Regions from separate parts of the Mus musculus genome. Here region 2 is linked to region 1. The links are chromatin loops, found by intact Hi-C in ENCODE. Cell type or tissue: left cerebral cortex. All regions are shown on one strand. Links, peaks and the distances in the headings refer to the core of each region. The heading gives the core; the rest is flanking DNA. Region 1 overlaps Vipr1 (vasoactive intestinal peptide receptor 1). Region 2 overlaps Trak1 (trafficking protein, kinesin binding 1).

Region 1 (10,116 bases), core at 3,018-8,017:
CTGTCTTCAGACACACCAGAAGAGGACATTGGATCCCATTTCAGATGGTTGTGAGCCACCATGTGGTTGCTGGGGATTGAACTCAGGACCTCTGGAAGAGCAGTCAGTGCTCTTAACCTCTGAGCCATCTCTCCAGCCCCTTAAAAATATTTTTACGTGATTTAGTTATGTATATGTGTGTCTAAGTGAATCCCACGTGTGCGTAGATACCTGCGGAGACCAGAAAAGGGCATCAAATCTCCTTAGAACTGGACTTACAGGCAGCTGTGAGCAGCCTGTGTGAGTGCTGGGGACTGAACGCAGGACCTCTTCTGAGCAAGTGTTCTTAACTGCTGAGCTGTCTGTCTCTCCAGCCTCCTCTCCTCCCTTCTAAAACATCAAGCCAGGCTCTCTCCCTCGTTAAGTTACTTTGGTCATCTGTTTTACTGCAGCAACAGTGGAGTAATTAATCGAACCTTGGGCAACGGCAAAGACAGTCATGGCTGACACTTCTTTTCTGCCCCTCAGGCATGCTCTGCCAGCTCCTCAGAATCCCAGTCGCTCTATGGGTGGCCGGCTCCGTTAGTCTTTCTCCACTTCCAACCTTCGCTCCTGCTTCCTGGCCATAGACCTTCCTCACTTCCCTGTGGAGTATGTGTACTGTAAAGCCACCACACTGCGGCATCCTGCCTTTTCTCCAGACCCCTCTGTGGTCCTGTGTGCGGTCAGGTCTGGAAGGCTCCAGGAACGCCTCCCAGATTCTGCATCCTGGATTCTCCTAGAGAGAAGCTTTGGCGATGACTGGATGGCCCCAGGAAGGGGAAGACAGTTCTTGCTGCTGTATGGTGGCCACTGGCAGGCTCTGGCTGGTCACAGAGCTTTCTTGCTACTAGTTTAATAGATGAGCAACAGGGAAATTGGAAGGGATTTTCTGGGGTTGGGGGCGCCGTCCACAAGTCTAGAAGTGTTCCCTGACCTGCCCCCAACCATTGCCTCTCATTCTGCATAAAATGCCCAAAGCCTGTCCCCGCCCTGAGCCATGGCTGGCTCCGTGTCTTCAGCTCTAAGGCACATAAACCAAGCAACTCAAGTGAAGGCAGCCAAAGACCACACATGTCCCCAGAGAGCCACAAAAGGAGACCGAGCTAGATTTAAAAAATGAATCAACTTGCTTTATGGAAGCTTGTCTGTCCTAGTTTGCTTTCTGTGGTTGTGACAAAACACTTTACCCAAATCAAATCAACACTTTAAAATGTATCACTGAGGGAATCGGAGGCAGGAACTGAAACAGAGACCATGGAGGAATGATGTCACTGGCTTGCTCCTGCCTCTGCTCAGCTAGCTTCTGTACACAACCTAGGCCCACAGGCCCAGGGGTGACCATGGGTGGACTAGATCCTCCTCCATCAAAACAATGCCCCCACAGGCATGCATGCTCGACGGCAATCTGATGGAGGCAGTTCTAATCTGATGGAGGCAGCTCCAATCTGATGGAGGCAGTTTCTCAGTTGAGACTTTCTCTTCCTGTGTGTCTCTAGTTTATGTCAAGTTGAATTCCTCCTCTTGACACCCATTATCCCTTAGGTCCTGTGTGGACATTGACAGGGTGACCTCGTGACCCATCCTCCTCATCCTTGTGCTCGACAGAAGGTAAGTTCTAGATGGACTGTCTTTCTGGATAAGGGTGTTCTCCTTCCTTCCTGTGGATGGGCTTCTGGGAAAACGGTGCTCAAACATTGGCAGGCATCTCACAGACCAGGGAGCACTAACTGAGAAGGAAAGCGGAAACACTGGGGTCTACGCTGACATGAGCCTTTAGCCCTGGGGCTGTCCCGTCTAGTTGGCATCACCCTGGTCCTTTGTGGAAACACAAATGACCAGCCTGTATGCTCCAATGCTTGCACCACAGTGGCATCCGGGAAGTCAGGGATACTGAGACTCCTGGGCTGTGACAAGGGCTAGGGTGTGACACTATTGAGGCAGTTCTGAGGGGGGCAGCATCTAAGCGGGTAAACAAAACAGCAGCTCAGGACTCAAGGTAAATAATATTTTAATGCAGTATTTTAAAATATCAAAATTAATGCAAAAATACAGGATAAACAATATGTCAAGACGGAATCAGGACTGCTAACTGGATCGACTCTTTTTGTGTTTCCAGGTAGGGCACAGCCAAATGACCCCATCTTTGACAAGATATAGAATATCTGAGGCACGACCAGGGGTTCTGGAAAGCTGGGTTCAGCATCTGCCTCTACAATGACTTTTCCTTCTCTATTTTCTGGTTATCCCATTTGCCTTGTGTGGAGGCTGGGGCATTGCCAAGATGGCCTCCTGACGCATCCCTCTGGCCTGCTGCGGTTGCTCTGTCCTTTTCCTGGGAGGCCAAGTCTTTGGGGCCATAGACTCCCGAAGCTATTAATATCTTGGCCATCCCTGCCTAGAGCAGGGTGTTTAATGACTGCCAGCTGTGGTCCCGCCCCTTCCCCTTCCCCCAGAGAGATAAGAGCTGTTCTTGTTCCCACATGGGGGTAGGGAAGCTGGCCACTGCTCATTAAAACAGACCCTGTGTGGCAGCTAGGATGGAGGGGCTGAGTCAGTCTCCTCTCCAGACTGTGCCCAGCACACCCCATGGGGTGCCTGGGGACTTGCCCGGACACTCACTGTTCCTTCCAAAGGGACTGCTTTGGTCTTCCTGCCCTCTGTCCCTTTAGGTTGTAATTTCTAACCGCCTTAGAGGGGCTCTTCTCAGATACCCTGCAGACACAACATTCAGCACCTGGTCCCAAACCAGGCCATTGTCTCACCTCCTCTCTTTCCTGTGGATGGCCTGGCACCCTTTCCAGACCTGGGTCCTTCTCTGTGTTAACTAACCACTCCCCATCTCTCAGCCTCATCGGAAGGATAGACCTTCTCTTTGTCTCTACTGGCAAGTGCCCCCCAAACTTGGGTGTCCCTGACACCCAACACATTCCCTTGGGATTCTAGGACCACTCCCAGCCCTCAAACACCTCAGTGCTGTTCTGCTAGCCGGTAATCCAGTCTCTTCCGACAGGCTGTGTCCTGAGTGGGAGGACTGCCTGTGAACAAGCCTTTCCCACAGAACGAACCTTCTCTGGACTCAGATTTACGGATCCCTGTCCATACCCGCTTCAGCTAACTAGCCTTTGTCCTTGGAGATTGTGGGTAGGGTTCAGTTTTAAGGAGCCACCAGGGGCTGGGTTCCATCAGGTCCTTTTGGGTCAAGGCAAGACTCACAAGGGGCCAGTGGTTTGGCCTGAGGGCGAGGTGTGGGGCAAGCCTTACGTATGGTCCACACACCACTCTTGGGAGCTCAGTAATGGAGCCATGCTTTCGTTGTTGGTTGTCTCCCAGGGTGAGACCTACTTGACAATAGGAAGCCCTAAGGTGGCCAAAGTTGGTCAAGTCTTTGAAGTGCCCACTAGATGGCGATAGAGATGAGTTCGCCTGCCAAAAGGTCCTGGGTGTCCTGGAAGTCCCAGGGCTGTCACTAACCTAGGATGCCAGCACAAGTTTTCTTAGCTCCTCACCCAAGCCTCCCAAGTCTCTCTTTATTCCGAAATGCCCTCCAATTAGCCTCTCACCTCCTAACTCTGCTCGTCCTCTCTTGAACACACTTTGAGTTTTACTCACTTTGTCCTCTTGGCTGGTAACTGCTGCTCTCCCAGGGCCCTGCGCCTTACGCTGGTGCCACAACACAGCACTGCTGGGGAAATCTTGGTCCCATTCATTTAGGCAGGGGGTTGGTACTGGGTGCAGCAGCCTTTGAATGGGGTATGGCAGGCAGGTTTGAACCTCTGCTAGCCCATGCTGGCTTCTTTACACCAGCCTGACACCCACAAGTTTACACAAGTGTGTTTGCACAAACCCTTGGGAGCTAGCTGTCTCTCACTGACCAACCAATGTCACCTGCTTTGCCCCACTGCTCTGTCTACTCCTTTCCATTAGCCAGACTGGCCTCTTCTCACTTGTGCTGGGGAATCTCCATTATTGAGCCCTCTTGGTTGGCTCCTAGGCAGCAGCGACCTGGTTGCTGCATTTCCTGTTTGCTGTGTTTTCAGGAATGATGTCGAACCCTTGCTGGCTGTGACAGCTCTGTTGGCTGTTTTGATTTGGTCTGAGGCAGAATCTGTCTCCTCCCAGATGGGTTTAGGGGAGGGAGGGTCACAACGGACCCCTGTCACAACCTCTTCACATTTACATGTGAATCAAAGGCTCTTGTGTGGGGCTCCTGCCCAAAGCCAGAAGGGTCATCTCTCACTAGAGCAGAGGTGACACAGCTGCTTAGAAGAAGCAGGAGACCCACAGTGGCTAGGGGAACCAAGCCTGCTAGAGCCAATGTTTATTGTCATACAAGCCTGGTGCAGCTCTGAGAAGAGCCCGCTGACACCAGTTTGGATTAGAAGCCATTATCGCTATAAAGATGGAGGGAGGCATAAGATGCCTTGCCCCCTCCCCAGGCTTTTATGTCAGACATAATCACTCTCCACAGGAACTGGAGACTGAGGGTGGCAATAGCATCTATGGTAATGCGACCCCCAGAGAATCCAGCAGACCACAATATGTAAAAAAGGTAGTCTTTAGCAACAGGAAAGGATACCTGCTCTCACAGGACTCAGTATCACTACCAGTGATATCAGGGTGGCCCAGGATCAAGGGGCCTGTGTGCTCATGCCTCTGACCCTTGCAGCAGTGGTTGGTGTGTAGATAAGCGCCCAGAGGCGGCAGCTCGCTATTGCTTTGGTTGTACATAAGGCTAGTGGACTGGTCCTACTTGATGGACAAAGTCACTTGGTGAGCACGGGCAGGGCTGCCTTCTCCCCACCCCTCCTCCCCAGAGATAGGTCCCTGAGCTCCCAGGTCTGACGATTCACTGGGGCAATTCCATCCTGAGGGAGGACCGCAACACAGCTGTGATCCCCAAACTGAAACTCCAGGTCACAACCATATCTGCCTGAGGTAGAAGAACTCACCCACCCGGAAGAGCTGGCAGATAAACGGAGGGAGGGGGCTGCATCCTCAGAGAGGAGTCTCAATGGCAACGCTTAACCCAAAGCGACTTGAGCGCCCCAGTGGAATTCTAGGCACCGACGGGGCGGAACCTTTTGCCCTCAGAGTTCCAAAGCTTTGAGGGCAGGCGGTTTGCTTTCCAGGAGGTGAATGCAGATGTTGTGCGCATGACTGGCAGAGCAGCCTTGGGTGGTGGAGTCCGATGCTGGTTCCTCCTTGCATCCTCCAGGGTTAGACCTCCCAGCTCTCCAGCTAGCATGGACCGGGTCCTGGCTGCAGCAAAGGATTGTGTCCCTACAAAAGGCTGGAGCCAGCGGCGTCGCTGCAGACCTCTGCTCCAGGGGCTGGCGTGGGGAGGGTGCGAAGGGGCCTGGCGGCCTCTGGCGGTCAGACCAGGGAGACCTCCGCTTGGAAGCTGGAGGAGCGGCGCGCGCTCGGGCTGACGCGGGTCAGCATGGACACCTGTGTGCTGCACGAGACGCCGTTGCTGCCTCCCCACGGGTGTTGTGATTTGGAGCTCCAGCCCAGGACGCCCTGCAGATGCCAACGCCGCCACTTCCGTCGCAGCTCTGCCTGCACCTAGGGGCGGGAAGGGTGGTTAGTTAGTCTCCAGAGCAGCGTTGTTAGGCAGGCTATAGATGTTCCCTAACTTAAGTTGAAAGGCCTGGATGCTATCTTGGGAGGCTTGGGACAGGGCTGGGAGCCAGAGAATCAACTCAGGATCTTGGAGAGAGGGAAGATGGGATGCAGAAAGTCACAAAATGCAGTATAGGGAGGCAGAGGGGTGCTGCCTGTGGAGTGTACCCCAATTTTTCATCCAGGCACGCACTTGTTTGTGGCAGTAACTGCACCTTCCCTCGATGTCTTATTCCCAAATAACCCACACCCATTTAGCTGTAAGTATTCTTCACCTCTGATACGCACAGTATCCCCGCTCTAAAACCCACCCAGGGCTTGTAAAAGTGCAGGCTTTAAGTCCTCAGGTCCTAGGGTCAATCAAGGTTCATTTTAAATGAGACTGTAGGCAACTAGGGCGCTGCAATCTGAGAACCACCCTGGAGAGAGGCAAGCTTTTAACTGCCCTTGCTCTCCAGGATCCCATCGAGGTTTGTAGACCCTGAGCCTGCCCACCAGGATGTGGGAGGCACTCACCTCGCCATTGAGGAAGCAGTAGAGGATGGCCACCACAAAACCCTGAGGAGGAAGAGGAGGTGAGGCAAAAGGACTGCAGGCACTCCCAGCCCCACCCACCCCACCCCACTTCCCCACAGCCCCTTCACCCCTGCTTAAGGAAAGCACTGAGCACAATGGGGGTGCTTATCCAGAACTTATGACTGGAATCTGGGGCCCACGGCAGCTGAGGTGAATTCCTCAGGCCCACGTTCATACCTGGAAAGACCCTACGACGAGTTCAAAGACCATTTTCACCTGGGCCTTAAAGTTGTCGGGGAAGAAGGCAAACATGACATAGTGAACTCCAAACAGAGGGATGAGCAGAAGTGTGGACTTGGCCAGCCTCCTGGGGACAGGGAGAGGTAGGGTGTGGGTATGTATAGCCACATGGGGAGATGGGTGTGGGTATACCAAATGCAATAGTGACCAGACCCTGTGAGGATGAACAGTGGCTGCCCCATCCCCACGGCATGCCCACTCTATCCTGTCCCCTGTCTGTCAGTGATACCGCTCTCCTGTCCCCCTACCTCCTTGCCTGGGGAAAGCACACGAGAGAATTAAACTCCCTTCTTTCTCCCCCTTCTGGAGGAAGGCCACCAAGTATGATGTGTTACGTAAGACTCAGGAGGCAAGACTTCCCGGTCGGTCCCCCCCCCCTCTGGTCTGTGTCCCCAGCTGAAGAGTGAGGCGATGTCACGCTTCGGGGATGCTGTCTCCTCGGAAGTGCTGTGGGTGTCTCCAAGGACACTAGCTCCTAGGAATGGAGCCTTCCCAGCTCCAGGGCTGGCCACATGTGCCCGGTGTGCAGGAGGGTGAGGAGCACTCGCTGTTAGGCCTGCTCATTAGTTAGTGTGTGCACACTTGTGGCTCCTGCTCTTCCTCTGTGGCCCTGTCTCTAGGGGTTGCCTCTTTCCCTGAGACCGCTTCCCTCCCGCATCTCTAGCAGTGCAGAGTCCTGCTCCAAAAGGCCAGCTTGTCTTCCCTCTGCCCTGGTGCCAGCGGGGCCAGCACTCCCTCTATCTACTGCTAAGGCCCTCTACTGTGTATACTCAGCAGACCTCACAGCTGGTCCAGGCGGTAAGGGCCACAGTTTCCTAATTCCCTGGCAGAAAATAGGTCAGGGTGGATGTGGGTGGGATAGAAACACATTTGCCCCTGCCTCTCCTGCCTTGGTTCTGAGATCCCACCCCATGCAGATGCAACCTAGACCTTCCCTCCTTCTTGGGCCTGGCTCCCAGCCACACCTCTTTGGCCATGAACCCATCCCATACTCAGAGTCTGACAGATGGAGGCTTTCTTTAAATTGAGAGTGGGAACTGACAGCCCCTCCTTGGGGATTGCCAGCTCCAGCTCCCCCTTCTGTCTGCGACAGCTGTTCCTTTCCATCTCACCCACACAGACCTGGCCACGACCAGTTTGGGTTCTGTCCCCCAGATTCTAGCCCGTTGCAGCTGGACTTCTGGGAAACAAGGTCGCTGAGGTAAAGGACACCCGTGTGCGCGTGTGGGACAGGAGTGCTGCCTCCCGGCAGTGGGCAAGCCCCGCACGCACGTCTCCTTCTGGGAAAGAGAGGGTTGTCCTGCCCATGCAGCCTGCTAGGGACAGAATGCTGTCACACCAGGAATGGGAGGAAGCGTCAGCCTCAGGCCCGACCGTCACAGGGCTCCAGAACAGAATCCCAAATCCAGCAGCTCGTGACTCCTCCAGTGGGAAATCTTCCAACCACAGCTGAGATTCCCCTAACGGAGGCCAGGTTAAGAACATCTAGGATCCCAGGACTGGATGGCCCTTGTGGGGTGGCCTGCATGGTGGGTCTGTTCTCCATTGCCACTGTGAGTGTAAAGGTTCTTCGGGCCTTTGCAAGGGTGCCCCGGTCATGTTTTATGTTTCCTTCACGTGCCTGCAAGCTCTGATTTCCATAGAAACTTGCTGGCCTTCCCAGTGCCCCTCCTCTTTTCAAGCAGTGAATTACGGCCCTTGCAATGATTAATATCAATTACCAGCAGGACTTAGAATCACGGAGGAGACAAACCTCTGGGCATATCTGAGAGGGGATTTCTGGATGGTGTTGAGGTGGGAAGACCCACCCTGACTATCGGTGGCACCGTCCCGTGGGCTGGGGTCTCAGACTGAATAGAAAGGAGAAAGTGAGCTGAGTGCTGGTGTTCGTCTCTCACTTTCAGATCGGATGCAGGATGACTGGCTGCCTTAAGCTTTACAGCCGAGTCTCTGCCTTGACGAGTGGTGCCCTTGAGCTAGAAGCTAAAGCACGGTTTCTAATTGCTTCCTTAAATTGCCTGTCAGGCATTTTGTCACAGCATCAAGGAAAGAAAATGCCTCCTCTCTTCCTGCCCATAGTGGTGTGCTCCAACTTTGGAGGCTGAGGAAGTTCATATCTGTCTTTTGTACAGCTGGGAACATTTTACTGCGGATCCCGAGTGTGACACGGGCAGAGGCATGGAGACCTCTCAGCCTGTGCCTGATCTCTGTAAGGATGTGATAGCTATCAGTGGGGAATACTGAATGTGGTTGCCTCGATGTGGAATGGGGTCTCCCAGGACATCTCCTGCTGGGCATCTGTTGTATTCCCTTCTCTGCCAGGCATAGGTCAGACTGCACAGTGTGTGAGGCAGGCACAGGGTTTCCACTCCCTTCAAGCTCCCTAGGGCAGCAGTGTGAACCTGAAGGACATTGAGCATCAGGAGAGCAGATGTAGGTGTGGAGGGCTTGGTGATGATGGGCAGGGGATGCTGAGCCTGGCCATGGGGAAGAGTAATGTCTGGCTCTGGGTACTTGTAGGCGTGTGAGGTCATGTGTAGGGCAGTGATCTGAGGACCCGGGGTGGAAGCTTGGAGCTGGGCTGCTGGGCCCACACTCACGAGTATGGGCTGCTATCATTCTTCCCAATGTCGGGTGGCCGTAGCTTCTGAACCAGGATTCGGATGATGCAGATAAACAGGATGAAGTTCACCTGTTGGATGACAAACCCGCGATGTTGGTCACTTAGAGAGAGAAAGCTGGGGTAGGTTGTTTTCTTCTCCGGTGCTGTCCACCCCTCCATAGTACCTCTTGATGGCTCTTCCCTTTGGGGCAAATCATCTGGGACTCTCCTTTGCATCCCTGAGGACCCGCCCTCTACTTTACCCGCTCTAGGGGGAACGCTGGATGCAGGGGTGGTTGATGGAAACCTGAGGCTCCTTTCTGACCTAACCCTCATTTCCTGTGTGCTCTGGGCTCAGCAGTGAGATGACGGCTTACCAAGATGGAGATGAGGATGGGGCCCTTTATGATCCACCACAGTGAGGAGTTGATGATGGTGTCCCAGCACCTGAACGTGGAGACTTGGGTGAGAGAAGTCCTCAGCCTGAGAGTAACCCATCCCCCAGGTGCCTTTGGCTCTGCCCCCAAGCCCAGAATCTGCCACTTCCCACATCTTCCTCCAGCCTCTTACTTTGGGCTTCATGCTGTGGTCTGTCTGTCTACCTGCCAAACCTTGGTAGCAGCATCACGCCCAGGGACTCTGACCCCCAAATGATAGCAGCCAGAGGGAAGGGAAGGGACAGCAGCTCACCCGAAATCCTCAAAATGGATCCTGACAATCGTCCATATCATGATGAACACACTGGGCACTCCTGTGAGGGGCAAAGGAGAAAGGAAGAGAAGGAAATGGGAGCAGAGAGCACATGGAGAGGGTTTGGAGAAGGAACCAAAGAGAGGGGAGGAGAAGGAAGGGTAGAACACTTAGGGCTTCTACCTACAGTGTTCAAGTTGTTCATGTATACCATATAAAGACTCTCTTAGATTTAGTGACGATATATGCCTGAGGGTCTGTGACCACTTAAGTTTTTTTTGTTTTCTTTCTGATTTGAACCCCTTATAGATGGACAGTAGTCCTGTGTGTCAGGATCAGAAAGGGGGAGTAGATGGTTTTTGTTC
Region 2 (10,116 bases), core at 4,128-9,127, 190 kb after region 1:
CTGCTTACCCAGATGAAGAACTCCCAGCTACGGAGTCTGCCTGTGAGCGGTCACGCTCCCCCACCATGATGAAAATGAGCTGAACCTCTGAAACTGTAGGCAAGTCACAATGAAAACTTTCTTTCCTAAGAGTTGTTGTGGTCACGGTGTCTCTTCATAGCAGTAGAACGCGGACTAAGACAGTGACCAATGCAGTATCCAGCAACTGCTGCGTGAACCATATCCCTGATGGGGAAGCTTCAGGCACAGTAACTTACCCATGAGCCCCCAGTGGGTGCTTACGCATTCTGTTCAGGTTGCTGAAGTCTCTCTGTGAGGCCATGTTGAAATCTGTAGGACTTTTCCTCCTTTGTTATTCAACCAACTGAAAATTTGAGATGATTAAATTATCTTATAAGGTTGCGGAATTATATTTTTAATGAGTGATTTTTCATTCTGTCCCTGAGCTTTTAAAGTGACCACCAAAAGGAATGAATTCGGAAGACCACCCAATCACCAGAAAGAAAATAAAGATGGCTGTCAAATAAAATGCTTTCTGTATAATTAAAACCAAAAGGGGGGGGGCAAAAATCCAAACAACTCTTCAAGATATTTTAAAGACAACTTGGTAACCATGGTTACTTCTAATTAGCGAGCCAGCTTCCTCTGCCTTCCAGATCTGAGTAGAGGAAAAGTGGAAGGAAAAACAATTCCAGAAAAGTGAAAATGTTAAGTTCTGCCCAGCGCATCCACGGTTGTGTTTAGAGCATAAAAACTGGAGAATTTGCTGCTGGCAAGCTGGCTGCTCCCACCTTCACCTTTGCCCTGTCTCACAGGGAGCTGTAACCACAACCACAGCCCGGGATGTCTACAAAGTCTCCTTGGAAGAAGTAACACCAGGGGCAGAGCCTGAACCGGCAGAATTAAGGTGCTTCATAGTCAACTTTAGGTGTCAACCTCACACAAACCTAGAGTCGCCATGGAGGAGGGAGCATCAGTCATGAGATTGGACTGTGGGCAGTCTGGGAGGCTTTTGACTGAGGACTGATGTAAGAGAGCCCAGTCCACTGTGGGTGGTGCCAGCCCTGAGTGGGTACTTCTGGTCTATATAACAAAGCAAGCCATAGAGGGATCCAGTAAGCAGTGTTTCCCCTATCTGCTTCAGGTCCTGTCTCCAGCCTCCTGTCTCGGCATCCCTCAGTGGTGGACTGTAACGTTAAACAGACCCTTTCCTCCCCAAGTGGCTTAGGTCACGTTGTCTTTCACCCCAACAGAAAGAAAACTTGAACAGGGTAAGTCTTAAGTGCTCGGGATCCTCCTTCTGTAGTAGGTTCGGTAGTGTTCTGGACAGTAGGAAAATGACACAGCTGGCTGTCACAAGCACCCAGCAGGAACTTTTTAAAAAAAAATTTTATTAGGTATTTTCCTCATTCACATTTCCCAAAAGTCCCCCATACCCCCCCCCAACTCCCCTACCCCTTTTTGGCCCTGGCGTTCCCCTGTACTGGGGCATATAAAGTTTGCAAGTCCAATGGGCCTCTCTTTCCAGTGATGGCCGACTAGGCCATCTTTTGATACATATGCAGCTAGAGACAAGAGCTCTGGGGTACTGGTTAGTTCATATTGTTGTTCCATCTATACAGCAGGAACTTCTTGATTACCTGGATTGGGACTTGAGCAGAGAGGAACTCTGGGAAACTGTCCCAGAGTCTGATCCAGATTTCCTAAGGGATAGGAGTAACACATACACACACAGGCACACACATAAGCACACACACACACATGCACTCAAACTCACACTCTCAAGCATACAAGCACACATGCACATCATGTCCACACATAAAACACACACTGCACACGCCTGTCCCTGGAGTCTTTTTTCTTTTTTCTTCTTTTTGGTTTTTCAAGACAGGGTTTCTGTATATAGCCCTGGCTGTCCTGGAACTCACTTTGTAGACCAGGCTGACCTCAAACTCAGAAATCCACCTGCCTCTGCCTCCCAAGTGCTGGGATTAAAGGCATGCGCCACTCAGACCTTCTTAAAGCCCCATCTTCCACCTGAACGAGCCCACAGCTGAGTCCAGGAGTGTGCAAGGCTCCTGAGTCTCTGGGGCTTTCTCTACATCCAGGAAGAAAGATTTCATTTACAATGAATGAAAGAATGAGCCAGGTTTACAGTCCACACTGGCCATAGCAGACAGACAACACAGCTATTGTCAGCCTCTGTCTGGGAAAGAAACCTGAGGTGGAAGCTGGGCACTGTGACCTTTGGCCTGAATGGCAACCTTCTGAGGCTGTTATTTATTCTTCCCACCTATTTACTCAAATGCTATTTACTGGTCTGGGGGTCTAGGGCCTGTCTTACAAGGATGAGGGACTGAGTTCAAATCCTCAGCTCCCATATAAAAGCTGAGCATGACAGCAAGAGTCTAACCTCAGTGTTCTGAGGATGGAGCCAGAGAGATCCCACAGCTCACTCTGCAGTCAGTCTAGCGAGCTGGTGAGCTTCAGCGTCAGCAAAGAAACCCTGTGCCTAAGTATAAGGTGGAGATTGGTTGAAGAAGACATCTACATTGATCTCTGGCCTCTACATGCATGTGATCATGCTTTAACATGTAATACACATGTGTATTACATACACAACAACAACAACAGAGAAGGATTTCCTGGGTTGACCTGGTGCAGGCGCACACTAGGATACAATGTGTGAGACAGAGGCTTAGTGCCCCAGCTTTCTCTGTCTTGGGCGACAAGTCAAGTTCAGAGGCAGAGAGGTAGACTGGTTCCATCTGGATGCCTGCCTCTGGGGACATGTAAACACAGCACGTGCCAACTTGAGCTCCTGACTACCCCCTGCTCTACAGGAGGCAACTCCATCGTCCCCGCAGGTGCTTTAGGCATCCTGATCCTTGGCGTCTGATTATTCTCCACATCTGCCACCTAAACTGTTGACAGATCTTGTTGAATTGACTATAAGATGTGTTCAGAACCTACCCTGTAGGGTGCAAAGTCGGCTCAGTGGTTTAAGTACTTACTGGGAAGTCTAAGGACAGAATCTGAATCCTCAGAACCCACGTAAGTTCCTGGTCGGCAGAGTTTCAGCCTCTGAAGGTGACACAGGGGATCCCAAAGCTCACTATTGAGACCAGCCACATCGATGAGCTCTGGGTTGGCTTGATAGGCCCTGCCTCAAGGAATAAGGTTTAAAAGCGATGGAGGATAAGTCTGACACCAACCTCTGGCCTCTACATGTGCGCATACACACTACTGCACACACACTCACACACTTGTGAATGTGCATACACGTATGCACATGCCATACATGTGGGGTTTCTTTTTTAAAGATTTATTTATTTATTATATATATATGAGTACACAGTAGCTGTCTTCACACACACCAGAAGAGGGCATCAGATCCCATTACAGATGGTTTTGAGTCACGGTGTGGTTGCTGGGAATTGAATCCAGGACCTCTGGACAAGCATTCAGTGCTCTTAACTGCTGAGCCATCTCTTCAGGCCATCACATACGGGGTTTTAATAATTTTTTTTTTAAATTGCTTGCTCTGCACTGCTTGCAGACTTGCCACCTTGCAGGATGGCAGCCCACCAGTGTCCTTGCTTCCGAGGAGGCTTCGGGTCTGCAGCCCTGACTCCTGGGCTTCACTGTGCATCTGTATCATGCTGGGACGTGCATGTGGCTCAGCTCTTTTTGAAATGAAAATTGTTCTACTCCCAACAAGGAAAGAGATCAGGTCAGCTAAAGACAAAGAGGTGGGTGTGACCCCGGTGGCAGAGAAATTAAGTCATAACCGCTAACCAGTTAACAAGGCTCTGTTTTCAAAAGATGGAATGTACAGAGTTGGGATTTGATTATTGCCACCCTGGGGATTAAATCTAGGACCACACACACACACACACACACACACACACACACACACACACAGGCAAGCACTGAGACGCTCCCCTAGCTAGAGAACATGGGTTCTGTACCTGTGGCAGGAATCAGAGAATCTCTCTTCTGCAGGATTTGGGAAGAGGTGTGGAGTTGATAAAACTGAGATGGGTGATGTAGCTGTCTTGAGAAGCGCTCCAAGGAGAGTGCTGCCTGGATGCTATTCCTGCAAGGAGGGCTGTGGCCACTGTTGTTTGATACTACTCCTGGAGCGATATGAACAAATAAATGTCCACTAACCTCAGATAGAAGATAGGGAACCGGGCTGGTGAGATGGCTCAGTGGGTAAGAGCACCCGACTGCTCTTCCAAAGGTCAGGAGTTCAAATCCCAGCAACCACATGGTGGCTCACAACCATCCCTAACGAGGTCTGACTCCCTCTTCTGGAGTGTCTGAGGACAGCTACAGTGTACTTACATATAATAAATAAATAAATTAAAAAAAAAAAAAAAAGAAGATAGGGAACCAACGACAAACAGTAGTATGGGAGAGCCAAAGTCCAGCTTGGCGAACCAATGAGACTTATTGGAATATGGGTGAGGGGTTACTTACAGGAGCAGAAATGACTCAGGGACAGCTGCATCACCAAAGCCCACTCTAACAGTGACAGCTCACGAAGCTGGGAGCCTGGAGCACACTGCACAGCCTGCAGGCCTCTCTGCAGGTGGAGAACAGTCCTTTCCAGGTGGCTCCCAGGTGGCTCAGCTGGTCCCAGCCTCTCCTGAGCAGCTTGTGTACCCTTGGGGAGGGAGAAGTCTACTAATTCTGGTCAGTTTCAGGGACTTCCTGAAGCTACACTGAGTTGTTTGCTTCCTGTCCTAACTAGCTTCCCTTCAGGATGGGGTATATCCCTTCCTTTTAGGACACCCTATTGTTTTACCTCCGAATAAACAGGCTTCAATCTGATGCAACTGCTACACAACAGTGACACCTTGTGGTGGGGACAGGGGAAAACGACATACTGTAGCAGGGAGACAGCAAATTCATAATCAGTGCAACCGCGGTCCCCTTGTTTCCCATGCTGGGTGTGTTGTTGCGGTTCACATGTCAAAGCACCCACAGGTTGCTGAGCCCCCAGACAGGGTTTAGAAGGAACAAAACACAGGCTGAGTGTCTCCCATATGCCCTGAACCTCCCCTTGGGGGACAAGCGTGAGGGTTTGTTTGTTTTGTTTTGTTTTGTTTTGTTTTTCTTTTTGGAAGAGCTTCCCCACTCCACCTACGCTTCTCTTGCAGCTAAGCCATAGGCTCATACAAGCCGCCCCACACCCCCAGCCTCTCGTGGGCTATAGGTTTATGACGGTGGACTCCATTGTCAGCAGTGTGGACCACATGGACAATGGTCTCCTGGTGATGGCATCGGCTGGCATGCTCCTTCCTCCCTGGCCACTAAGTCTGATTCTCTGACTTTAGGGAGGCTCCCCTATGTAATCACTATCCTTCAATAAACCTTAAAAAAAATCTCTAACCCAGCAGTTCTCAGTCTTCCTGATGCTGTGACCCTTTAATGCAGTTCCTCATGTTGTGGTGACCCCCCCACACCATAAAATTATTTTTGTTGCTATGCATAACTATAATTTTGACACTGTAATGAACTATAATGTGAATATCTGTGTTTTCAACAGTCTTAAATGATCCACGTGAAAGGGTTGACATGGAAGGGTCACGACCCACAGGTTGAGAAGCAGTGCTCTAACCCACCCAGAGTCAATTTCTTGCATTCACAACTAAGAGGCTTAGCTTGTGTGAATGCCAAGAATATCCTGTTTGTTGTCTTACTCTTACATTAACGTTGAATGCTTCATAAAGAATCTTTTAAAGGGCAGGGAAATCAAGGCACAGTGGTTGAAATAAGGTGGGTCCCAAGAGAGGGGGGAGGAGGAGACCCTCAGAATTTATGCAGAAATGGGTCAGAATCTTGAAGGAGAACCTGCTTCCTTCATGAAAAACAAAACCAAAAAAAATCAAAGACAGCTGACAGCAAGCTTGTGAGTCTGTGAGTCTGGACACAGGAAGCAGGGAGCTCTCCTGTGCAGTGTCTCTGTTTTCGCTGTAAGAGAGGGCAAAGGTGTTTGTTAGCAGAGTAAGGTGAACATAGAACACAGAAACAGGAAGGCCTGTTGTAGTGTCTAGAGAGCCAGCAAGCCTGGCATGAGTTGTCCGTAAAACCATCCGGCCTTAATGAAGCCTAGCTGAGGTAGATAAGGCAGACCAGCACCTGCACTCCTGGCTTATCCTCTCCACTCTTAATCATTTCAGGACCCCTGCTTAGGGAACGCTGCTGCCCACAGTGAGTTGGATCATGCTATATTGACTACCTTAATTAAGATACACATGCACTCACACTCATGAACACACACACACACACACACACACACACACACACACACACACGCACATGCACACTCCCAAAGGCCAACCCAAATGTAGACAATCCCTTAATGAGACTCTCTTCCCAGGTGATTCTAAGTTGTGTCAAGTTGACAATTAATAAAGCTGACATTAGATGGGCCTATGTCCAAGCCCATCTGAAGGAACATCTTAATAACACATAACATTTTCATAATTATCCCTAAGATGCTTTCTGGATGGTCAAGGTGTGGTATCGAGTGTGTGTGTGTGTGTGTGTGTGTGTGTGTGTGTGTGTGTGTGTGTGTGTATGTGTGTGTGAAGTGTTTCCTCTCCCATTGGATGCTGAGTTTTGCTATTCTTCATTGCTGTGCCTCTCTAGCCCCATGACTTCCTGATGCCCCAAGCACAGGGACTCAGTTCCCTGCATTCATGACCACGTCTGCTGCCCCCTCACAACCTCCACTCAAGCCTGTCTGGATCCTCAGAGCAGTCTGAGGCAGCCGCTAAGTGGGTGCATGGAGCTTCTAAGAGGGAGAGCCAATCCCCCGCTAGAGAGGCCCCTGAGAAGCCAGGCCTGCTCCCTGGGCGTTTTTCCCAACCTTAACCCCAAGCAAAGCCCCGTTGCAAGTGATGGCCCGAGTGGGGTTAAGAGTGAGACAGAAACCAGCACTCAACTGCTTTTCAGGGGCGAGCAAAAGTCCCATCTGGCGATCGCTTATCCAGGGCCCAGTGCCAACAGGCCTTCTTTTATCTCTGAGCGCCCTCTACTGGCCGTGAAAACAAACTCCTCTTGGGCTATGATCGAACCAGGAGCTCACGCATCATTTTCTTCTTCAACCCCCTTTATACGCTTCGGGGAATTCATATTGATGCCTCCCTCTGTCTGCCTTCTCCAAGATGGTATCAAGCTCTGAATGCAGTACTGCTAGACCTGAAGGGGAGGCTTCTGCTATTCTCTTTGGTCCCATCCACAAGGCTCCTGGATTCACCTCCCTTCCTGCTCCCGGACTGTGCGTGGTAGTGAGTCCTCACATCTACGTACGGCTGGACACCTTTCTGCTGAGACCCATCTGCTGCCATTTCTCCTTCCCCATTGCTCAAGGGAATCGTAACCCTGTGGTGGAAGTGAGCCTTAGGGTGGGGCTGTGTAACGCCTTCCTTCCTAGCCCCTGTAAAACTGGATCCTCTGTCCTTGGCTCCTAAGACTCATTCCAGGCTTTTCCCATAACCTGGAATTCAGACCACTAGAAAAGGGGAATCAAATGCATAATGAATATTGCGAACCTCCAACCCCTCCCTTTCCTTGTCTGCTGCAAGAACTTCCAACCACTCAGTTCTTGACATAGTAATTGACTAGTGAACCTAGGAGCCGGTAGGGTGAAGATTACACCGGACTGGGAGAGAAATGAAAAGAAAGAAAGAAAGAGAGAGAGAGAGAGAGAGAGAGAAAGAGAGAGAGAGAGAGAGAGAGAGAGAGAGAGAGAGAGAGAGAGAGAGAGAAAGCAAGTAAGCAATGGTCCAGCAAGCTTCCTCTCCAGGTCTGGTTTCACATCAAACTGTGTACTTAGCCTTTTCTTCCCTCATAGTTCAAAGCCAAGAACTTGACATCTTTGTTTCCTGATTCTCCTACTGGCCTTTTTAGGGACTCTTGTCCTTGGGTTGGACAACCTGAGCTGGGCGTGAGGCGTGAATTTGGGAGGGTGGGGAGAGGGAAGTGGATATGGGAGGAGTTATGAAGTTGCCAGTGAATAGGATTAAGATACATTGTATGACATTCTCAAAGAATTGAGAAAATAATGTTTTTAAGATAAGACGCGGGGTCCTAACTCAGAGGGTCCCTTGTAGCATCCACAAGCCACATCGACTTAGCATAAACAGTTTCTTTCCCTGCAAGTTGTAGCTTAGCAGAGAACTTCCTGTTCCGCAACCTTGGGATGCTGAGGGTGAACCCCTCTTGCATCAGTATGTGAAGGAAGAGAGGAACCCAGGGTGACACCAGGGCCTGCCACCCCTTCTATGGTTGTTCTCCTCTCTGTCTGAACACTCGGTCCCTGGCTGTTTGGAACGGTTTCGGAGGAGCCTTAAGTATGCCACGGCTCACTGGAAGAAGTGGTCGATGTGGCTGGCCTTGCCTTGCGGTTTGCTGGCCCAGCCTCCCTCCCTGTCTGGCAGTGCAATGTGACCAGATGTCTCCCATGCTCCTGCCCCCATCCTTGCCCACTGTGATAGACAGATTGTATTCTCTTGAGCTGCAAGCTAAAACAGTATCTCCTCACCTTTAACTGCTTCCTGTCAGGTACTGGGTCACAGCAATGAAAAAGTAAATTCTCTCTCACCGCCTTTACCTGCCAGTGGGCTGCCTCACTGGCTGTCCCTACTCAAAACACACTCTGCCCCTCACCAGCTGCTTTCTCTGTTCTCACGTGGTAGAGCTATCGCCCCCTCCTTACAGATTAAAAGGGTGGAGGCCTCCAAAGACAGTGAGTGGCTTGCTTGAGGTCATCATTACGAAATGGTTGAACCTGGCAATTTGCTCAACACCAGTGTCCCTGACATTCATGCCACGACCCCAATGTCCAACACTCATGCCACATGCCAGCATCCCTGGCACTCATGATGCCACGCTCCCCCCAGCATCTACCTCCAGAGGCAGCACAGTGAGTTTAGTCTTCCCTCTTCACACTTCTGCTGGTAGCCTTTACCACTCTTGGTTCCTAAGAGTATCAGCAGCATTCTATGGGAGGAAATTTGACACTACCTCTCTGGTGATTCTCTTTGTGACGTCATACCCATGTGGGGAATCTCTTACACAAGGCGGCTTTGATTACTGTGTTTTAGTCATAAAAGATGAGAATCAGCTCTGTGACTGCCTGTAGGGGACTGGCTCATAGAAGGACCAGTATGTTCACAGGATTGAATTTGTGTTCAGTGGAGCAGCATACAGCCCTGAAGAGTGCATCAGGGTCCTGCAGGGAACTTGTCCATGGAATGCTATTATGTTGGGAAAGGATGGAGGGATGAGAGACTGGGGGGTATATACCTTTCATTTACCATGCCCCCCAAAACAATGCCTTCAACTCTTAAAGAGGTGAATTTCCTGATGAGAAGCTATGTACACACCAAGGCTAGAGAGATAGCTCAGGTGGAAGAGCACATCCTGCCTTTGCAGAGGACCTGAGTTTGGTTCCTGATACCCTGCTAAAAATGACCGGTGATTCCAGCTCTAGGGGATCCACTGCCCTCTTCTGGCTTCTGAGGGCAATTGCATTCAGGTGGACACAGACATACTAAAAAAAGACAAAAGCTTTCCATCTTTGAGCTTGTTTTATTGATATTCGTTAGTGAATGAAATCTTGTGGCTGATCCTGACGCATCACAACACGATTTTTTTGGTAGTGTTGCTTAATGTTGATCACCGGTTTGCTAACAATCCTATCACCACCTCTAAAGTGCCGGTTCTTAACACTGGCGCTTCCAGTGTGGACGGGAGGGAGGCCCCTCTGAACACGTGACGTGGTCCATCCAAGCCAAAGTTGTCACCCTCCTTTCCTCTTCTACCTACCGCTTTAAAATACATTCAAATAAAGTGTAAGTGACTGCACGTATTTGCAGCAGCCAGGAGAGCAGAGAACGTGATGAACCAGCACTCTGTTTGGAGAATAAATAGTTTGAAATCGTGGGACTGACGCTGGCTGCTTGGGGACCTTCTCAAAGCATCCTTGGTGGGCATAAGGTGACCCGCCTCCATTCAAGGACACATCTTTTGCTGAGGGTGGGGGAGTTGTTCATGTGACAATTTCTTGTACACAGGATGCTATCCTTCCACCGATGT

What was found. Peaks named below come from ENCODE experiments on the same cell type or tissue, not always from the same donor. Only the 100,000 strongest peaks of a DNase experiment are listed, where the experiment ranks them.
Region 2: it touches region 1 in a loop (3-fold over the local background); 21 of 42 quality-filtered maps call a loop at or near these places.

The regions. Positions count from the first base shown.
Region 1 is chr9:121,664,844-121,674,959 of GRCm38, reverse strand. Vipr1 (vasoactive intestinal peptide receptor 1) reads right to left here. Exons shown (of 13, transcript NM_011703.4): 8 at 9,752-9,812; 9 at 9,439-9,508; 10 at 9,060-9,151; 11 at 6,397-6,526; 12 at 6,160-6,201; 13 at 2,006-5,586. The coding sequence ends at 5,395. Among named protein-coding and RNA genes, the nearest start is that of Vipr1, 27 kb to the right of the region's middle. In left cerebral cortex, for the core only: CTCF peaks have their summits at 3,417 (motif pointing right), 5,393 (motif pointing left), 6,578 and 6,777 (motif pointing left); DNase peaks (open chromatin) are centred at 5,364, 6,895, 7,547, 7,800 and 1 more place; H3K4me3 peaks cover 220 bases; H3K27ac peaks cover 2,007 bases.
Region 2 is chr9:121,474,393-121,484,508 of GRCm38, reverse strand. Trak1 (trafficking protein, kinesin binding 1) reads right to left here. Exons shown (of 16, transcript NM_175114.3): 16 at 9,590-10,116. Among named protein-coding and RNA genes, the nearest start is that of Gm38661, 12 kb to the left of the region's middle. In left cerebral cortex, for the core only: CTCF peaks have their summits at 4,870 (motif pointing left) and 7,043 (motif pointing left); DNase peaks (open chromatin) are centred at 4,867, 7,025, 8,542 and 9,017; H3K4me3 peaks cover 622 bases; H3K27ac peaks cover 403 bases.